Regions from separate parts of the Homo sapiens genome. Here region 2 is linked to region 1. A link is a loop called in an ENCODE intact Hi-C map of the cell type or tissue named here. Cell type or tissue: PC-3. All regions are shown on one strand. Each heading gives the region's core, and the rest is flanking DNA. Links, peaks and the distances in the headings are about the cores only.

Evidence for each region. A loop is a pair of places that touch in the nucleus more often than their neighbours do. Peaks named below come from ENCODE experiments on the same cell type or tissue, not always from the same donor. Only the 100,000 strongest peaks of a DNase experiment are listed, where the experiment ranks them.
Region 2: a loop joins it to region 1, with 4 times the contacts of the local background. A loop is called at or near these places in 38 of 110 quality-filtered maps.

What each region holds. Positions count from the first base shown.
Region 1 is chr15:32,837,858-32,847,869 of GRCh38, reverse strand. The region is part of intron 17 of FMN1 (formin 1); the gene reads left to right. Among named protein-coding and RNA genes, the nearest start is that of GREM1-AS1, 120 kb to the right of the region's middle. In PC-3, for the core only: a CTCF peak has its summit at 3,580 (motif pointing left); no DNase peak of the experiment used is centred there; H3K27ac peaks cover 3,375 bases.
Region 2 is chr15:32,989,562-32,999,573 of GRCh38, reverse strand. All of the region lies in intron 7 of FMN1 (formin 1), which reads left to right. Among named protein-coding and RNA genes, the nearest start is that of FMN1, 200 kb to the left of the region's middle. In PC-3, for the core only: CTCF peaks have their summits at 4,350, 4,553 and 6,095; a DNase peak (open chromatin) is centred at 4,543.

The DNA.
Region 1 (10,012 bases), core at 435-8,434:
TTTGTTTGTTTTTTTGAGATGGAGTCTCGCTTTGTCACCCAGGCTGGAGTGCAGTGGCGCGATCTCAGCTCACTGCACGCTCCGCCTCCCAGGTTCATGCCATTCTTCTGCCTTAGCCTCCCGAGTAGCTGGGACTACAGGTGCCCGCCACTACGCCTGGCTAAGTTTTTGTAATTTTTAGTAGAGACGGGGTTTCACTGCGTTAGCCAGGATGGTCTCGATCTCCTGACCTTGTGATCCGCCCACCTCGGCCTCCTAGAGTGCTGGGATTACAGGCATGAGCCACCACGCCCGGCCTTAACTCTTAGTTTTTTAAAGAGTTTGTCTCCTGTTTTTCTGGAACTCCTGACCTCAAGTGATCCACCCACCCCAGCCTCCCAAAGTGCTGGGATTACAGGCACGAGCCACCACGCCCAGCCTTGTCTTCTGTTTTTAAACACTGTCTCAGAACTACATGCTAGTGGAAGAGAGATGGTAGTGGTTGGGTTTGGAGGTAAGATATTATTTGTCAGATAAGTATCATTAACTCTTACAGGGTCTTTCCTAGAGCAGCAGCAGATATTTACACACACACACACACATACACACACACACACCCCTACATCTTTTCAACGTTATGGAACCAGTTTATTTGCTTGCTTTGGTAGAACAGGGGACTATACCTTAAACTGATTTTTACAACTTTGAGTAGGCCCTCAACCATGTAAGAATTGAAGTATTACTAAGGACAACCTCATGATGGTGTTATTGGGTAATCTCCTCATTTCCCTTTCATCATGGCAGAATCCAAGATAGTTTGATGAGACTCTGGAGCTGCAATTGCATTAACCTCTTTCTGATGATTGGAAATGTCCCCAGGTAGAAGTAGAGGATGGAGCCAAGTCAGTCAGGCTCTTTCTTTCTATGTATAGCCCCTTGTGAATTCACCCTTTTCACATTTCATTAGTTTGTTTTGGAAAAACTAGGAGGACATGAACTCATCCTTTTTTATGGTTGCATAGTATTCCATGGTATATATGTACCACATTTTCTTTATCCAGTCTATCATCAATGGGCATTTGGGTTGGTTCCAAGTCTTTGCTATCGTAAATAGTGCTGCAATAAACATACGTGTGCATGCATCTCTATAGCAGAATGATTTATAATCCTTTGGGTATATACCAGTAATGGGATTGCTGGGTCAAATGGCATTTATGGTTCTAGATCCTTGAGGAATCGCCACACTGTCTTCCACAATGGTTGAACTAATTTACATTCCCACCAACAGTGTAAAAGCATTCCTGTTTCTCTGCAGCCTCACCAGCATCTATTGTTTCTTGACTTTTTAATCGCCATTCTGACTGGTGGGAGATGGTATCTCATTGTGGTTTTGATTTGCATTTCTCTAATGATCAGTGATGTTGAACTTTTTTTCATGTTTGTTGGCCGCATAAATGTCTTGAGAAGTGTTTGTTCATCTCCTTTGCCCACTTTTTGATGGGGTTGTTTCTTGTAAATTTAAGTTCCTTATAGATTCTGGATACTAGGCCTTTGTCATATGGGTAGATTGCAAAAATTTTCTCCCATTCTGTAGGTTGCCTGTTCACTCTGATGCTAGTTTCTTTTGTTGTGCAGAAGCTGTTTAGTTTAATTAGATTAAGCAATACTTTTTTCTACATACATACAACTTTTATTATTTTAGTAAGAATACTTAGCATGAATTCTACCCTCTTTAACAAATTCTTAAGTGTGCAATACAGTCTTATTAACGATAGGCACAATAAAATGTTGTGTTTTTAAGTGATCTGAATGTAGTGAGAGAGCTTTGTGCTTGAAGTCAGAAGACCTAGGTTTGAACACTGGGTTCACCACTTAACCTTTCTATGTGATTTTGCAAAGGATTTTAAGTTCTTGGGGCCTTTTTTTTTTTCTTGTCTGTAAAATGGGAATAGTAATATCTAGTACACAGTGTCATTATGAAGATGAAATTAGATAACATACATGGGAAACCACCATATAAACTATAAAGCTTTAATAAATACAATGTGTTACATTTAAGGCATTCTTATTGTCCCACTTTGACCCTCTGTGAGAAACACCAATATACTGAAAATTTCCTTCCTGAATTGTTAGTTCTGGTGTGTGTGTTGGGGGGTGATTGGGGAGCATGCTATACTTGACTTCAACAGGTGCATAGCACTTCATTTAATTTTGCAGCAATCCTTTGAAACTGATTTTTTTCATTCCTAACTTTCCAGATAAGAAAACTGAGTCTGAGGGTCTTGGTAACTTACTCAGGGTCAGGGTGAGCTCAATCCCAGCGTTGTTACTGTGCCATCCTACTAACTTAGAGAACCACTTGGTTTCTTTTGAGTCCCAGGACCCTAGGGGTAAATAGAAATAAGCATATTTGTTTCATCATCTAAAGGAGAAAAGTATCAGAATAGTAGATTTGCCTTAACCTTGGGTAACAGCTTAACCTCAAAGATTCCTTTTCTGAGGTCTTAATAGAGGTCCTCTTTTACCTTTCCCAACAATAACAACAAAGTTTCCATTGTAATTAGTAAAGAATTGCAGTGACAAGTATTTAAGTATTTTATGGAATCAGTATTGAGCTCTGCATCTTGCATAATGGTTGTTCTCATGATAAATTGCCTCACGTAATTATTGGCCTAGCCACCACTTTCTCTTTGGATTCTTGACAACTATGGCAAGGTTTTCATCAGTGATTGATCAAAGATGCTATCACAAGACTTCTCTTTGATTTATACAGTTATTGTCTTCTTCATAATGAAAGAGCTTAACACCTGTATTGCCTTCTGGGAGTTATTGTGCATAATACATGTTATATAATACATAGTTTCGCAGACAATGTCCAATTCTGGAAAGATCTTTTCATTCCTTCAAATAATACGGGTATGTTTCTTCTGCTGAGTTCATTTGGCCTTAAATGAGTTGTGGCAGCTCTAGTAGGAACGCAGGACTAATGTATGTGGAGCAGTTAGCTCAGAACCTGGCACTATGTATATCAGCCGCTGCTGTTGTTACGTGATTTTGTCAAATCTTATCAGATGCTTCAGACAGTGGGTCTCAGAAAGTTAATCACAGAAATTTTACTTACCCAATGGTGCGAATAGCAGTGGTTCCAAGTTCAAGTGGCAAATAATTATTTACTACAGAGGACGGCCATAATTTTAGAAGGAAAGTTATGTGCATCTTTTTCATCTCTTCTAAAAATAAGCCAGAAGCAATGAATATAAGCTGGATTTCTGTTAAGACCAGACACTTTATTTTTGTTATATGTATAATTTGAAGATAGTCATGTGTATAATTAGAATAAAAGGTAAGTAGAATTAGCATAAGTTTAAAAGGTACCAGATATGCATGGAACTTTTATAAGGGATTATATTTTTCACAATTAAAATATTTTACATATTTTAAAGTATAATTATTTCTATAATTACATCTTGATGATATAAGGGATGTACATAATTCCATTTAAGAGGGCAGGTCTGATAGATCACACTTCATGGCTACCAAAATCAACAATATTACCACCTAGTGGCTGCTGAATTGAACTGCAAACACATGATCCTTGGGATCCACAAAGACCCTGTCTCAATAGCTAAAAATGATGGAAAAAGATAGTGAACGCCACTATAATTAACAACTTTAATGGGCCTTGATAACTGTTAATCACTGTAACACCCCAGCTCTGCTTTCAAACAGATTGGGAGAATAATGAGAATTTGCTTTTCCATTTATTGAGAAACTGAGCCTTGAAAAAGTCGTGAGCTGAGGCTAGAGAATGTGATTATTTAATTCCTTAATCCTTTTATTAATCTTCTGAATTGAGAAGTAGATCTACCTTTCCCTCCCAGTTTTTTTATTTAAATTTTGATTTATTTATAACATTTTTCAGTGAAAATTAAAAATGTGTATTTGAGTAGATCAGAACTGTTTTAAACAGAGATAAACTGGTCTTCTCGTTAAGGAAATATGCGATGTTAGTTAGTTCATGTGCTTTTATAAATTTAGCAAAACCTGAGTGCTCAACATTTAGAAGTGAAGTGCCAGTCCTGATAGCTCATCCTTACTCCATCTCAGAGTCAGGCATTGAGACCTTTGCTATTTACTACTTCCCCTTTCATCTTAGCATCCACCAACTTGTTGACATTCAAATTATTCATTGAAATAACCAAACCGTCTGCCCACTGAGCTCATTGCACCATCCCATTTCCTTGCTGAAATAAATAAAATGTGGCGTGAGTAATTGTAATATAGTAATTCTAGGGGAGCATAATATATTCAAGTAAGTAATGTAGAAAGCCACTAAAAAGTCTATTTGAAATTGCTCTTCTTCCCAGGAGGGCACTGTTCTCTCTTTAATATATTCTCTTTGGCTTCACGATTCTAGGATTAAGCCTAATTGCTAACATAATATATGTGCGTGATCGTTGCTTTCTTTAACTTAAGCTTCCTCTGGCATTGGTTTCTAGTTTGTAGTCATGACTGTGGCATTAATTGTAATTGGTCTGAGCTTCATGTGAAATAGGTTCCAGCGTGTTGACAGCAATTAATGGAGCTCCATAGTCCTGGGTAAGATTCAAGGGGTGGGTTTTGCATCTCTTTCAAATTGTTTTCTCATTGTTTCTGTTGTAGTCTCCTGGGAGACTATAATAAACAGGCTGGCTTTAGAATTGCACAAATCTGAGTTCAAATCTCTCCCCTACCTTTCTTTCTTTTTTTTTTTTTCTCTTTTTGAGACAGAGTTTCGCTCTTGTTGCCCAGGCTAGAGTGCAATGGTGTGATCTCGGCTCACCACAACCTCTGCTTCCTGAGTTCAAGCGATTCTCCTGGCTCAGCCTCCCAAGTAGCTGGGATTACAGGCATGTGCCACCATGCCCGGCTAATTTCTTGTATTTTTAGTAGAGACAGGGTTTCTCCATGTTGGCCAGGATGGCCCCGATCTCCCGACCTCAGGTGATCTGCCCGCCTTGGCCTCCCAAAGTGTTAGGATTACAGGTGTGAGCCACCATGCCTGGCCCTCTCCCCTACCTTTCTGAGCTTGGGAAGCTTACTTCCTCAAAAAAAAAAAAAAAAGCTGAGGTTCCCTCATCTCAAAGACAGAGGTAGTAATACCACCACCATAAGGTTATTGTGCCCATCAAACTTGCTAAAAAATGTCAGCCGTTTGACTATGGGTCTTTCTTTCATACTAGTACAGATAAACTTTTTCAAACTTTTACGTATTATTAGTTTAGGGCTTTCTGTGTTCTAGGCACTGTGCTGCATGTTATGAATACAATGATGAGCAAAAGGAACACAGTCTTTGCCTCTGGAACTTATATTTGCCAGTGGATATTTTATAATTATAGCCGATTGGTAATAGGAATCCACAGTGCATAACCAACCATCTCAAAACTTAGTAGGCTACAACAATGTATGCCTATCTCTCACAGTTTAATGAGTTGATTAGACTTAACTGGCTAGTTCTTGCTTCAGGTCTCCTGTGAAGTTGGAGTTAGATTATGGCTGGAATTGAAATCATCTGTAGGCTGCAGAGCCTCGGCTCGGGTGGATGGAGGGTGGGGCTTGGCTGGGCATCTCTGAGAGCCCGTGCAGTCACTCCACATGGCTTGCGCTTTCTCATAGCATGGTGGTCTCGCAGTAGTTAGCCTTCTTACATAGTTACTGGCTTTTTCCTGAGCAAATGTTCCAAGGAAAAGAAATTAGAAATTTCCTATCCTCTCAAACACTGGGAATGAAACATCACGTCACTGTTGTTCAGAGAAGTCACAGTCCAGTCCAGTTTTAAGGGAGTGAATAGACGCCACCGTTCAACTAGAGAACAGCACAAACATGCAGGGAAGGAAAGAGCTGATGATGGACATCTTGGAGACAAGCTACCACGGTGTCCTAATTGATCGTTCCTCAGATTTGTGTCTCTCGATATCTGGACTCTTAACTAGTGGGCTTTTTTACTTGACTTAGTCCATCAAGATTTATAAAACTGACCATTTGTGCTTGCCCTAGGAAAATGGATTGTATAATCTTTAAGTGTGAGATAAATAGCAAAATACATATCTGTTCTGGTTCTCGTAACTCCTTCAGGATGGATGGTATTTCCAGGAAACAGGATTTTCTCATTCTCCTGAATCACTCTCTGTGTTACTACACAGAAGGAAATATACAGCTTCATAAATACTAGCCTCACGAACCCAGTTCCACAAAGCGATTCACATGTTACATGCCTACTGAAACACACAAGAACCATCACATCAGCCAGAATATATTTCCTAGGACTTTAATATAAAGTCCCATTTGCTGCAGTTTTCTACTCCGCTTCTTCTGAGATGGAGTGATGGAATGTGTAGAAATAGTTAAAAGCCATTTCTAAATCAACATTGAAAATATTTTTTTCAATTAGTTTATCTACCAATGTTATGTTCCCAAAAATATAGATAAGAAACCAGAATCTGGAATTTATATTAAAGTTCATGAGTTTTGATTACATGTTCCAGGTGGATCAATCTGAAATACAAGCCTTACTTTAAAATAATGGAATGATTCCCTTGGATATATGAGACTTCTTCTCCAGGGACACACTACATATACTCTGAGATTAAAACACTGTGTGTTTTGTCTCTCTATATTTCTCAAACATATTAAATGGACAATATCCAAGAGGCATCTAAGAAGGAATAAGCTAGAAAAGTAGCCTGTATTGTTTCCCACGAACTGTGATGATCCAACCCAAGATCAATGAGCTGTCAGAAAAAGTGGGGGAGAAGTTCCAAGCAAAAATATCTAAAGTAATAGCCAAGGGGATAAAGAAAACCACTGGCTGGATAAACGGTGATAAATGCTGGTGGTTTGTTTGTTTTTAAATTTTGTTTCTGTCTGTAAGTCCCTCTTTCTGTGTAATACAAACTCTTGTACTGTGTGACACTCCTGTGTCTATCTTTCAAAGACTGGGGAGGGTGGAATGAGCAATTATCTGTTCTTCTTTAAACAACGATTCTCCCACTGTTTAGAATTTAAACAGTGTGTGCACATTTTCTTTTCGGTATTTCAGTTGTCCACAGTTACAGTCCACTCAATGTTCTGTACAAATGGGGCATGATGACCCACTGGCACAGCTTCCTCTCATGTTTGTACCATTTCCATACCCTCCCCTCCCTCCTGGACACCTGTGCTAATCATCCAAGGACTGCCTCCCACCCACACGACTGCCTGTCCTCATCTTTGCCTCCTTGGCACTGAACGAAATAGCCAAGCTTCTGAGATCCCTGGAACTTGCCTGTGTGTGGAATCCCACATGCTCTAAAATGCCTTTCACACAGCTACTCTGTTTTTGAAGCAAAGTGATTTTAGTCATTTGTACGCAGTTATGTGCAGAGATGAGAGGTTTTGGGCATGCTGTTAGGTCCTCGGTAGTATCTTGAATGTGCTGATACCGGGTGATTACAATCTTCTAGTAGTGAGAAGGGAAAAATAGAGCTGCGTGGAGCTAGATATTCAAATAATATCATATCATGGCTCCTCCTGGGAATATGATCATCCTTGAAGTGACTTAGTCCTCACTCCTCTCCAGAAAAAAAGCCATTTCTTCCTCCAGCTTTCTCTGCCCTCTCACCACCACAGCCCCTTTGGTCTGGTTAAATCTGAGCCACACAGATGCTCACTAAGGGCTAAAACAACAGTGGCAAGAGGAGGCCAAGTTAATGGGTGAGCAGCACCCTAGACTGGGAGTGCTGAGTTTCGCCCACAGACCTCAAGCTGCCCCCAGCCCATTCTGCTTTGGATTTCAGGGCTGCAGCTCTCCTCCCGGGGAGGATTCATCACTTCTTAGGTTTGTTCAACGCTAGTTTCTTATGTTGCCAATATGTGGCTCTGCAAATAAATGCTCACAGGGAAAAATCGGAAATTGGTCTTATTGACTTAGCGGTGTAGATCTCCCTCCCATCAAGTATACAGTTCTTCAGTGTACCTGTAGTTAGTTCTGGATAATTATAAGCAAATTAACAAGGATTTTTTACATTGTTGTTCCCCATTTCATGACTAAGTTGCTGCCATTAGCACCATACCTGTGAGCTAAGCAGTGGGGAGGTTGATTTTTTTTTTTTCAAGCCTAATCTTATTTTGAGGAGAAATCGGTTCTCAAGAGAATCTTCTCTCTCAATCCTACTTCCAGGACACTGATGGGTGCAAGCCATTATTGATTTCCACAGTCTGTCAAGAGTATAAATGAGAAGTCTGAGTCTCTTGTCTCAAGAAGCCAAGCTTCTGATGTAGGCAGATAAAAGAAACTATGTTTGGAGTAGCTTATCATCATTAACAACCATAAGCATTTCCTGGCTAATGGCTCTTCACATGTAAAGTGCCCTGCTGTGGAATCCGGGGGCTTCAGGTCCCTGGTGCTCAAGTTGTTTACAGTCCAGTCTACGAGACAAGCAGAACACTAAAATGGGAACTAGTGTAGCAAATGCCAAGCATCCAGTGAAGTCTGAAAGGGCTAGAAGTTCACCTGAACACAGTTGTCCTTGCTGCCAACGCCTGAAGGGTGGGTTGGTGCTGACGCTCCGTGGTTGAGACTTTTACGTGAATGGTTCAAAATGTCCTGTCCTCAGGGAGAGGGGTTCCAGTTCTGCTGGGAGTGGGTGGGCAGGGTGCAGAAAGCGGTAGACCCGAAGCTGCCTGTGAGAAGCCAGCCGCTGGAACCCATCTTTGCTTGGCTTGCTGGTCCTTGGCTTTGATCTGGGGGCACTTTCTCATGAGAGTTCTTCCTAGTCCTCCTCTGTCCCATGTGACAGGCTCCTCCCAGTTTGGTCCCGTTTCAAGGGAAATGAACTGTTTGTCCAGTCACCATCTCTGGGCTGTGTAAACAAGCAGATGGGCAATTAGTGGCTGTGTCAGGGCCTTGGACTGCTGCTGTGCTTGCACAAATGGAGACTCATCACTCATCTTTTGGACTATCGTCGTGCAAGCATGAGATAATGGGGACTGCTGGGCTCTCGAGATTTCTTCATGTTGTTTAGATTTCAGTCTTCGTGTCACAATCCTATTGTTCAAGCGTTCTGGCAACAGCCACTGTCATTCAGCTCATTTGGGAGAAAAAATAATAATTTGGATTCTGTTGCCTTGATTTTTTTCTCATTAAACCATTTTTTAATGAGCAGGAAGTAGGACCAAGGCATAGAGATCTGTAGGGTAATATCTTTCCTTAATTAGCCAAATGCTGACAACAGAGGTCACCCAGTTGCAGGAGATTTTTGCCCTCCCGCTTTAAGCGGGGCTTTAAGCGGGCATGTGTGTTGTACACACAGGCTGGAGGCCAGGAGAGGACAGAGCCTGCAGTCAGGTCACTCGTAACCCCACGGCTGCTGCTGTTTGTGTTTACTTGAGCATTCACTGCGCCTGCTATGTTTTCCTCTTGGATCCAGAATGCCAAGAGGGTCCCTTCAATCTGCCATTTATCTCCTCTTGAGATGCACAGAAATCGGGCACCAGTTGCTCAGTCTCCAGACTGTTCTCAGCATCAGACAATGGCCCTGTGTTTCCTTTGCTCTTTTTCCATACATTGGCCTCACCTCTCCGATTTTTTTTCTTTCTCCCCTTCCGCTTTTAATTTTTTCTCTCTTACCTCGGTTTGAGCGTCTGCCTTCTTTCATAGCTTTCTGTTTTCTCTCAGCATCTCCTCCACCCCCTTATGTTTTCAGTTTCTTGTGACTCGCTCTCCAGATTCCTTCATATTCAGGAATCACTGTCTTTGCCCAACATTGTTGTGAACGTGCCGGCCTTTTATTGTGGTTGTTCATCCCTTTCCCTCTTGCCTTCATTGCTCCCCGAGCCCTCCACCTCAGCCTCCTAAAACCTTTGAAGTTCTTCAGACTGGAAGTGTCTCTGGATCATGCTACATAAATGAGGCAATAGCACTTGGGATCCATTCAGCATGAGGACTGTGGAAATGATAGTCTTTCTCCCATTTTGCCCTAGGATGGGCATCTGTTGATGGGCAAGGAATTAACAG
Region 2 (10,012 bases), core at 1,038-9,037, 150 kb before region 1:
AATGCAGTCACATTTCTAGTTTGGTAACTCCCACTGCAAAATGATCCAGGGATCAATGCCAAACTGAAAATTAACTTACATTGTACCTTTTTGTCCCCAAGAGAATGAAATGGTATGCTGGCCTCCATTAAGACTTGTAGACTTCCTCATTTTACTGTGGCCAACACATTCCACTCATCCATTTCTAATAGTTTACACATTGCTGTTGAAACAGAATTGAGTGCAGACTCTATTTGAGCTGATACAACGAAATTTATAAAGGCATAAATCCCAAGCCTGTTCCATTTTTTTGTATTCTTCATTATCAACACAATACATTTAAATCTCTTAATTCCCAGATAATACTGTGAGGGAAAGGGAATAATTTGTAGGCCAATAAACAAAACTTTCACAAGTATGAAATGTGATGATTTCATAAAACCCTTATGGTATTCCCCTAAGTGCTGATATTAGTGTAATTCATTACTGAGATGCCAAAAAGGAAAAAATAGACAATATTGAGAAATATGTTAATTCATCATTTTAGTGTGACTGTGAAATGTTGTGAGGTTACTAGATTTACTGGTTTACTAGTGTTGAGATTCCTCTTGGGCGACTGGCTACCTAGAATCCGGTAGGTACATTTGGACTTGAATTTTCATGGAAAAGGAGCCCTTTGTCTCAGCCTTCAAGATACTGTCTTGCCTTCAGACAATTCAGATATAGAAGGAGGCTGTTGTAGAATGTTGATTGCTCATTTGTATCATGGGGGCCAATGATGGTTTTAGACATTTCCTTCATGCACCATCAGCCTTCAATCATTTCTGCTGAGTCTTAACCCCTGAACATGAGTCAATACAGGTGGACCAAGACAGTTTTCTTTTTATTGCAAAAGTTTTTTGACTTTAGGTGACGGGCTACTGCTGGAACCGGTGAGTTTCTGCGTGTTGGCCATTGCTTTTGACTCTTCATGAAATGGGAGAAAGCATGGTAGAGCACCACGGGGAGTGTTTCCTTCTCTCCAGACTTGTCCTGCCTCACTCAATAATTCTGTAAATTCTATACAATCACACATCACTCTTAAATATTAGGTTCTTCAGCTGTAAAGTAAAAGCATTGGAGTAGCTGGCGTAAGTTTCCTTCTAGCTTCAAAGTTCTATCATTTCTGGCCTGGGAAAAGAGTGGGCCCCTGCATCTGTCCCAACTCAATCCAAAGTCCTAGGAGATTTTCTTTTCCCATGTTACCTAGATCAGTGCTAGGCAACTAGCTGAAATTGAATAAATAGTTGTTAATTGATCTGACTGGACATTGCTGGAAATTTTTTCATGACTCACAGTATTTAGGTAGAAGGCTATTTGGGGGGTAGCATTAGGAAAGCTGCAGAATTCTTAAATTTGTGATACCATCAAATACAGCCCAGAGACGTTTATTCATTGAGCACAATAACATTTAAAAACTTCCTTTGAATAATTTTCAAATAAAGCATGGATGCTCTAGTTGCCAAAGTACTGCCCCACACTTACTATCATCTTATAGCCAGTCTCCTCTACTTATGTTGATTGCCTGGAGCCTGTAGACATCTGAGATTGTGACTTCTGGTACAGAGGATAAAGAGGCTGAGTAACATTTATTTTTTTCATGAACATACGAATACAAAGCAGAATTCCTTGAGCTTTTAGATATTTATGGACATTTACATTTGTGTCTTTTCTTTTCCCTTTTCTTTCCCTCTTGCCCTTTCCCTTTCTTCCTCTCTTCTGTCCTTTCCTGAAAGGGCTATTGAAGGAATTGAAAGGGCAGCAGCTTTGGAAGTGTAAGTGAAAGATGAGCTCTTAGTGTAAAAAATTGGGTATGGTCTGTGTTCTAGAACATTTTCAGGAAGGCATGGTAAGAGATTGTGTTGACATGAGAGATTAAATGCTGAGCACCCCATGCTTTTTGACTTAATTGGAGATGTTTATAATCCTGGCTACTGAGAAGGAAGCACCAGCTCTGTGCCAGGTACCATGCTCAGTGCTTCACGTAGATAATTTCGAACTACCTGAGACCCAGCGGAGTCAAGTGCAATCCTGAGCTTTCACAGCTGGTCAGTAGAATGGCTAGATTCATCAACCAGGTCTGCCTGGTTTCTAAATTTGATATGTATTCACTGCCTAGTATAATGATTTTTTAAGTTTTAATTTTTTCTCTCGTCCTGTGTCAAAGACCTGTACAAGGTAGGAATAAAGGATGATCTGCACAAGTTCCCCATGTGATTAAAAAAAAAAAAAAAGACGGTGATATTTCTGTAGTGTTAGGAAAGAAAAATAAACAATAGAGTTCTTTTATTTCACTGGTTTCAGAAATAAGGTGTTCTGTTCTCTCTACTGAGGTACGGAAGAAAGGAGCAGGTGGGAAATTTCTCTTTCCAGCTTTATTTCTCATAGCTGGTCCTGAGCCCAGTTTGAGGAAGTGCCTCTAATACTTGTCACCATAATCTTGATGTTTGCCTGTATTTATCTTAGAGATTTGAAACCTGAATCTCATAGAAGTTAATTTCCAAGATTGTAAATTGGGTAAGAAAATACTGTGGCTAGACTTCTATGCAGCTTGCCAGCTCCTTACTTCTTCGTTACGATTTTTGTAATTTGAACATCGGGGCTCAGCTGTTCTTTAACTTTAATCTTCTCCAGTATAGTCCCTGATACCCAACACTGCTGATTCCTTAACAGGCCTATGGGGTGATTCAGCTGTGTTCTCTATGCTGCCACCTCCTTGTATGGTGTGTTCATGTGTGATAAATGGTACTAGTTGCTGCTTCTAACAACTCCAACCTCATAGACTTTGGAATTCATAGTGTGAATTTATTGTGTGTTTGTGTGTATACGCGCGTAACATTATGTGTGCTTTGACCATTTCACTGCAATTTGTTGTAGCTTCCTCTGTGTCCTGGAGGAATAACAATAATAATATTTGGTACTTAATTGAGCATTTACTATGTGCCAGTCTTTATATATAAGGAGTGAATGAGCTATTACACCATTATGAGGTGGCCCTCTTACCCTGTACACTGAACTGCCTCTGGAAGATCTTAAAGGTCCTTGCCTAGTGAGAATATTCCTGATGTGACTTTGATTCTGGATTGACCTTTGCCTCTGATCTATCTTTGGGTGGATATTTGTCCTTAGGAGTGATGGCCCTTAGAATCAGAACATGCTGAAGCATAAACTCATATAATGAAGTCAAGTGACCATTCATTAAACAAAATGCAATGTAACCCTAGGTAGGATAGTGGGATAGAAAAACAGGTGTGTAATCCTCCCTGAGTTTGAATCCTGTTTGTGCTGTCTACTAGATGTGTGGTCTTGAAGAAATTATTTAAACCTTTCTGAGCTTCAGCTTCTCACCTTTAAAGTGGGTGTGACAATGTTGTAACTTGGTCATTTTGACTGATTACAACTGTTGGGATAGCTTAGGTGGGACTGGGCCACAATGGCATGTGGTAGATGACCTATCTATCATAACTATTGTGTTTATTATGAGCAGCAGCATGTTTAGTTTACTCTAAGTCTGTGGCTGTCAAAGTGTATTTTTGGATGGTAAAGTTTGTTCCATATAAGCTATGTGCCGAGGTAAAAGAAACATTCTGTATTTACTGTTATATCTAATTCTCCAATGAGCATTGCTTTTCATATGTTATAAAAGTATGATGTGCTCATTTCCATTATTGCCTCTTCCTAGGAAATATTACTGTTGCCATAGTTTTATGAAGGAAACATCTGAATATGTATAAGCAGCCTAAGAGTTAAAACACAGATCTGGGGAACGGTTCTGAGTAAGATAATTGCGTGTTAAAATTGTTTTTGCTGTAAAGACAAATTTTCTAAACTATAATTTCATGTACATAACTTGGCTTCTTACACTTTATCTCTCTCATGATTGGTAAACACCAATTGAGCACGTGTCAAATACAAGAGATGTGCTAGAGATAAAACATCATTTAGTAATGATGGTAATAATGATGATAATAACAGATAACATTTGTTGCATATTGCTATATGCCAGACACTACACTTAGCATTTACCATGGATTATTTTATTTAATCCTCATATAGGTTCCGTACTCAGAGGATTTACTATTTATTTGGGAAAACAGAATTTATACCATAAAGGCTAAATAACACTCAGCTTACACTGAGGACCTAATATTACGCAGAGACTAATGGAGGGAGAGACTTTTTGAGTGTTAACATTTTAAAATTATCAACTTTTTATAGAAGTTGCTGATGTTAGGTCTCAGATCTCAACTAAGATTCTTTCCAAGACTTAGATTTTCTGATTGTGGCAATTTCATACACTATCTTGGAAAGCTGTTACAGGTGTCTATGTAATACACTTCTACTTGTTTTGATACAATATATGGCATGACCTATATCTCCTGCAAATTGGTATAATAAACATAATTTGAAGTATTATTAAGAAATGTGTTTTGCATATATACATATATATATATATGCTTCTGTGTGATAGGCTGAGTATTTTACAATTACTTTAGGAGTCATTCCACAATCTCACCACTGGAGGTCAGTTTGACCCTTTTTCTCTTAACTTTCTAGATACATTTTCTTTTGATGATTGAAACACATTCCAGTTTTATACTAAGAGTTTTTGCTTTAAACACATGAAAACTCATTGTTAGTTTATTTTACAGAAAAACATGCACAGCAAAGTGCACATAAGTCCATACTCATAGGCAGTGCTTAATGTACTTACAGAGACAGTACATGCTATGTTTATGGCTGTAAATAGGTACATTCTATATAACAAATGACAAAGGACCACCTTAAAATAATGCTTTATGAACTTGATCATCCGTTTCATCTAAGAATGGAATCATCAAAAGGAAATAGAGGTCTTTCTCAATCATTCAATATGTATTGATTGAGTGCTTCCTGGATGCCAGGCACTGTGCTAGGTGCTCGAGGGAGCAGGACAGATAATAGGCCCCACTCTCTTGGAGCTTGTAGTCCATTCAGAGAAACAGATATTGATAAAATAACCAGCCAATAAATATAATGTGATGAGTGCTGTGGAGCTGCTCTGATGGGGTCTAATTAAGATCCATGGGTCCAGACAAGGATACTCTTAGGAACTGACCTTTAAGCAGAGGTTTGAAGAGTGAAGAGAAGCTTGGCTTGTTTGGAGAGAACTGCAGGGAAGCTTTGTGTGGCCAAAGCACAGGAAAAACAGGAGAGAGGTGGGAAATGTAGCTCTGGAGTAGGATTTTTTCAACCTTTTTATACTACAACCCAGAATAAGCAATGTAATTTATATCGAGACCCAGGTTACGTGTGTGTGTGTGTCTGTGTGTGTGTGTGTGTGAGAGAGAGAGAGAGAGAGAGGAATGAGTTCTATTCAACAATTTATTGCATGTAACATACTCGGATATATTCAACTCTTACTAAATATGCTCTGGATAAAGCACAAATTGATATGTTAATATGCTATCTCACTGATCGATGATGGCCTATGGGTTGAAAACAGTGCGGTGGAGAAAGGCAAGAGGCAAGATTCTGGAAGGGTCTTGTACATCTTTTTAAGGTTTCCCAATTTCATCTTCAGAACAGTTAGAATCTACTGACTAATTCTGAGCAGAGGAATATGTGACATGAGGAGATTTGCATTTCCAAAAGACCCCCCCCACCCCGCCCCCGGCTGCTGTTGCAGAGGACAAGTTGAGGAGGGCAGAGAGGATGTGGAGAGGACAGCAGGGAGTACTGCAGCTGTCCAAGTCAGAGATTGTAGTGGCTCTAAGACAGGGTCAAGAGAGAATTTACGCTCTCTGACAACAAGCATTACCTTTCTACCGGTGCTGAGGGTTGCTTCTGCTGAAACTGGAACCATGAAAACTGTCATTGTTGCTTGTCTGTAAATGTGTACAGCTTGATTCTCCCTCTGGAACATGGTAAATATACAATAAATAATTCTTGAATGAATTAATAGGGAGGAAGAAGGTGCTGACAACACACTACCCTTTTGAGCATGAAATGAGAAAGCTCTTGTTAACTGGATACACTTCTCTTATCTTAATTTGATATACACACCACCAGAACAATTACTTGTCTCTGTAGACAGGGGGCAGTTTCTTGTACTGTCTTTGAAAGCTGCAGTAGGTGTCTGTATAACACAGTTCTGTTTGTTTTGTTTTAAAACTATATATGGCATGACCCTTATCTATGGCAAATAGATCCTTTAGACATAATTTAAAGGATTAACTGAGAAAACATAGAACAATGATAATTTTCAAATTTGCTAAATGAAGTTTATAAGTTGAACTGCATTAAATTGCTGATATTTGACCTATTTGACTTATAAAGCAGCAATTTTATATGGCTTAATGTAATATATTCATACCAAATGGCAAGGAAGTGAATGTGTATTGGAATGATATTTCTCTGAATGAATCGTATTCTGAAATGTTCACTGGGGCCTCAGCAGGTGTTAAGAGACTGCAGCTGAAAATGTCACAAGGCATTGTCCCTAGGAGAATGAAGCATCCCTTACATGGTGACTCTTTTCCAATTAGAATTGTTGAAGTATCACATGACCCTTATGTCCTGTGTCACTTACAGAACAATCTTGGCGAGAAATGTTTCATCTTTCAGGCAATCCATGAAAAATAAAGTTAGTGAAAACTGTTAAATTAGTATTACTTGGTCTAGTGAATAGGCTAAATATACATTGATCTCTCTGAGCCCAAACTGATATTTTACTCCGTAAAAATGAACGATTTTTATGACCCACTATTGATTGTTATGGTCTTTATAACATAGATTTAATAAAATTGTCTTCTTATTCCCTCATAGACCCTTTATAGTAAAAATTTCATGTCTTAGGAGTTATAGGAATATGATATTGCACATACACACAGGAAAATGATTAGGATATTAGAAGAAAGTGAATTAAACATCTAAGTTATATTTACTGCATGTCTTTTTGTTAAACATATGTCTTATCGAACATTTTCTTTATTTCTCCCACAGATACCAGTCCTTTTTCTTAAGTTTGTAAACTAAGATATGATCTATAATCTGCCATTGATGAATAAATTGGGCATCTTTTGATATTTCTAATTTATTTTCAGTTAGTCCTGAGGGAAATTTATAAACACTAAATCACACCAGTTTTTCTACTTCATACTTATACTATTGTTCTCAACCACATCATCCTCTAACCATCTTAAGTAATGAAAATCTGTGATTATTATAATGAGAAGAGGGTTTTCTTTTTGATACTTTATTTTCAGCATGCAAAACTAACATTGATTCCCGTTTTGATGGATACAATACAGGACCATTATTTTTCTGTAAAATTCCAACGTTCTAGAAAAGTGGCTCAGTCTTGAAACTGGATTGCCAAAACCAAATGGAAACTCCTTTCCTTTTGCTATAAAACAATGGTGGATGGGCTCAAAAACAAGGAGGGGAGAAAACAAGATTGCATTACAAATCTGGCAACATCAGCTACACTAGTAAAATCAAATCCAATGTTGTTTTATGACTCTGAATTTATGTGAGTACGCAGGATCAAAGGGCTTGAATCCCCCTGGACTACAAGGTCTATAGTTCATGGTAAAAACTCATCAAAAAGAACATTTTAGTCGTTTAAACTTTTCATTTTAATCAGCCACAGTAATAAAAGAGCCTTTAGGTGTCCAAAAATATTTTGCAAGATCAAGAGGTTGTTCTCTTGTTCGTAGAAGCAGCTCTCTTATTGGATCCATATAATGCCTGTGGCCTTTGAGTGTCAAAGGGCCACTGCCTCCACATTGTTTGCCCTTGTGGGATGGTTTCTTTTGGTTCTTCTAACTGTGCATTATGTGATAATAAATTACGGTGTCTGACGGAAGGACCATAAAATTTTCACACCATTTATCAAGCGATTTTAGCCATTTAAAGTTAGGTGTCTGACAGCAAGCCAAGTCGTTTGTAATGTTTAGATAGAAACAGTCTACTGCCTGCATCTTGACCAGCATCAAGAGACAGCCCTGCAGAGGAGAAAGAACACGAGGCTGCAGCAGAAGACTCAGCTTTGAATCACAGCCCTGATGCTCCCTAGATTGTGATTTTCGATGGTCCAGAATTTGGGGCTCCTACCTTCACCACAGTGTTGTTTAGATCATGTAGGGTAATATTTGTCAAGTTACTATGCAGCATATGAGAATCAATATGCAGTAGATGTAGATGGTGCAGGAAACAGCCTGAGCAGTCCAGCATTTCCAGCAAGAGATCTAAATAGGTAAAGCAGGGAGCTGGCCAGAAGGAATAAGTTGATGAGAAAGTATTCCTGAGAATGTAGAAGACAGCGAAATCAGGGACCCAGGAGATTCTGGGAAGAAAGAGGTGGCATTTCTTCTGAAACCGAGAGAAAATAAAGAATGAGGGCCTTTGTCTATGGGCTATAAATGCCTTTATTTCTTTGCTTGGTTGTTAGGTTTGGCCTTATGCATAGGAAAAGAAAGGCAGGTGGCTGGTGTTTCTTCACCTGTTCTCTTTGATATCATCTACTGCTGCTTCTGCTCTTTTCTCGTTTGGTTGCTGCTATGGTTTGGCTGTGTCCCCGCCCAAATCTCGAATTGCAGTTCCCATAATCCGTACGTGTCATGGGAGGAACCTGGTGGGAGGTAATTAAATCATGGGAGCAGTTACCCCATGCTATTCTCGTGAGAGTGAGTAAGTTATCACAAGATCTGATGGTTTTGTAAGGGGCTTCTCCCTTTGCTTGACTCTCATTCTTCTCCTTCCTGCCACCATGTGAAGAAGGACATGTTTGCTTCCCCTTCCACCACGACTGTAAGTTTCCTGAGGCCTCCACAGGCATGTGTAACTGTGAGTCGGTTAAACCTCTTTCCTTATAATTACCCAGTCTGGGGCAGTTCTTTACAGCAGTGTGAGGACAGACTAATACAGTTGTTCTTTTAGCAGGTGCTTTCCCCCATTTCTAGTAATAAATTCAGCTATCCTTTACATTAGAAATCCTTTCTCTTGACCATACTGTTGCTTTGACCTTCCATTCCTTCTCTCACTGGCAAAATTCTTAAACATTAATGACTTGTAGCAAATTATCTTACCACTTGAATTCCGTTCCAACTCTACTGAAACAGATGAAGTAATTGTCCTGTGCTACTTGTCTCCTATCTGTCTTTCTTTCTTTGCTCTGATCCTGGAGAGTCAGTGTTGACATCCTCGAACTCCTCCCTCAACATCTGGGACAGCGAATTCTGCAGTTTTTTTCTTCTTCCTCACGGTGTGCTTCTCTATCTTCTTTGCTGCCCTCCCAGTGTTGCCTCTGCAGCACGCCAAATTGTGGCTGGTTAGTCACCTGACCTTTTATATTTTGTCTCTTGGAGATTTCCCTTATTGCCACAAGCTTATCTCTGTGTAAGTGCTTTTCAGACCTATTTATTTGAATTCAAACTTCTTCCTGAGTTACAGATAAGTTTTTGTGGAAAGCTACACTGGGAAATATTTTTAGTATCTCAAATTTAAAATTCCCAAAACCAGAGCATCCAAAAAGTTTTATAAGCCCACCATAGAAAGGGATCTTTATTTTCATCTACTTGTCTCCTTCTGAATCCTCCTCCTCTTCCCCTCCCAATGTAAACATGACAAAAAGCAATCTGCTTTCTTAGCTACCCTGTATATGTACGGTGTCATGGTTCTCCTAAAACTAAAAGTCTAGGCCAAAAACCTCAGATGCATCCTTGACAACTCCTGCACCCTCTGCTTCACATCTAGTTGATTACCAAATTATGTTAATCTGGGCTCTGTGGTTTCATATATACTCACTGCTTGGCATCCTGTTCCCATCATCCTAACATAGGCCTTGAGCATAGCTTGCGTGTATTCAGCCCACCTTATCGATTATTTAGGTTGTTGCCCGTCTCTTAAAACACCTCTGGTGGCTCACTACTGTCTGTCAAGTTAAGTTCAAAGTCTTGAGCATGGTATTTAAGACCCTCCAATTTATCTTGGCTTTCTTTCTTTTGGTGGG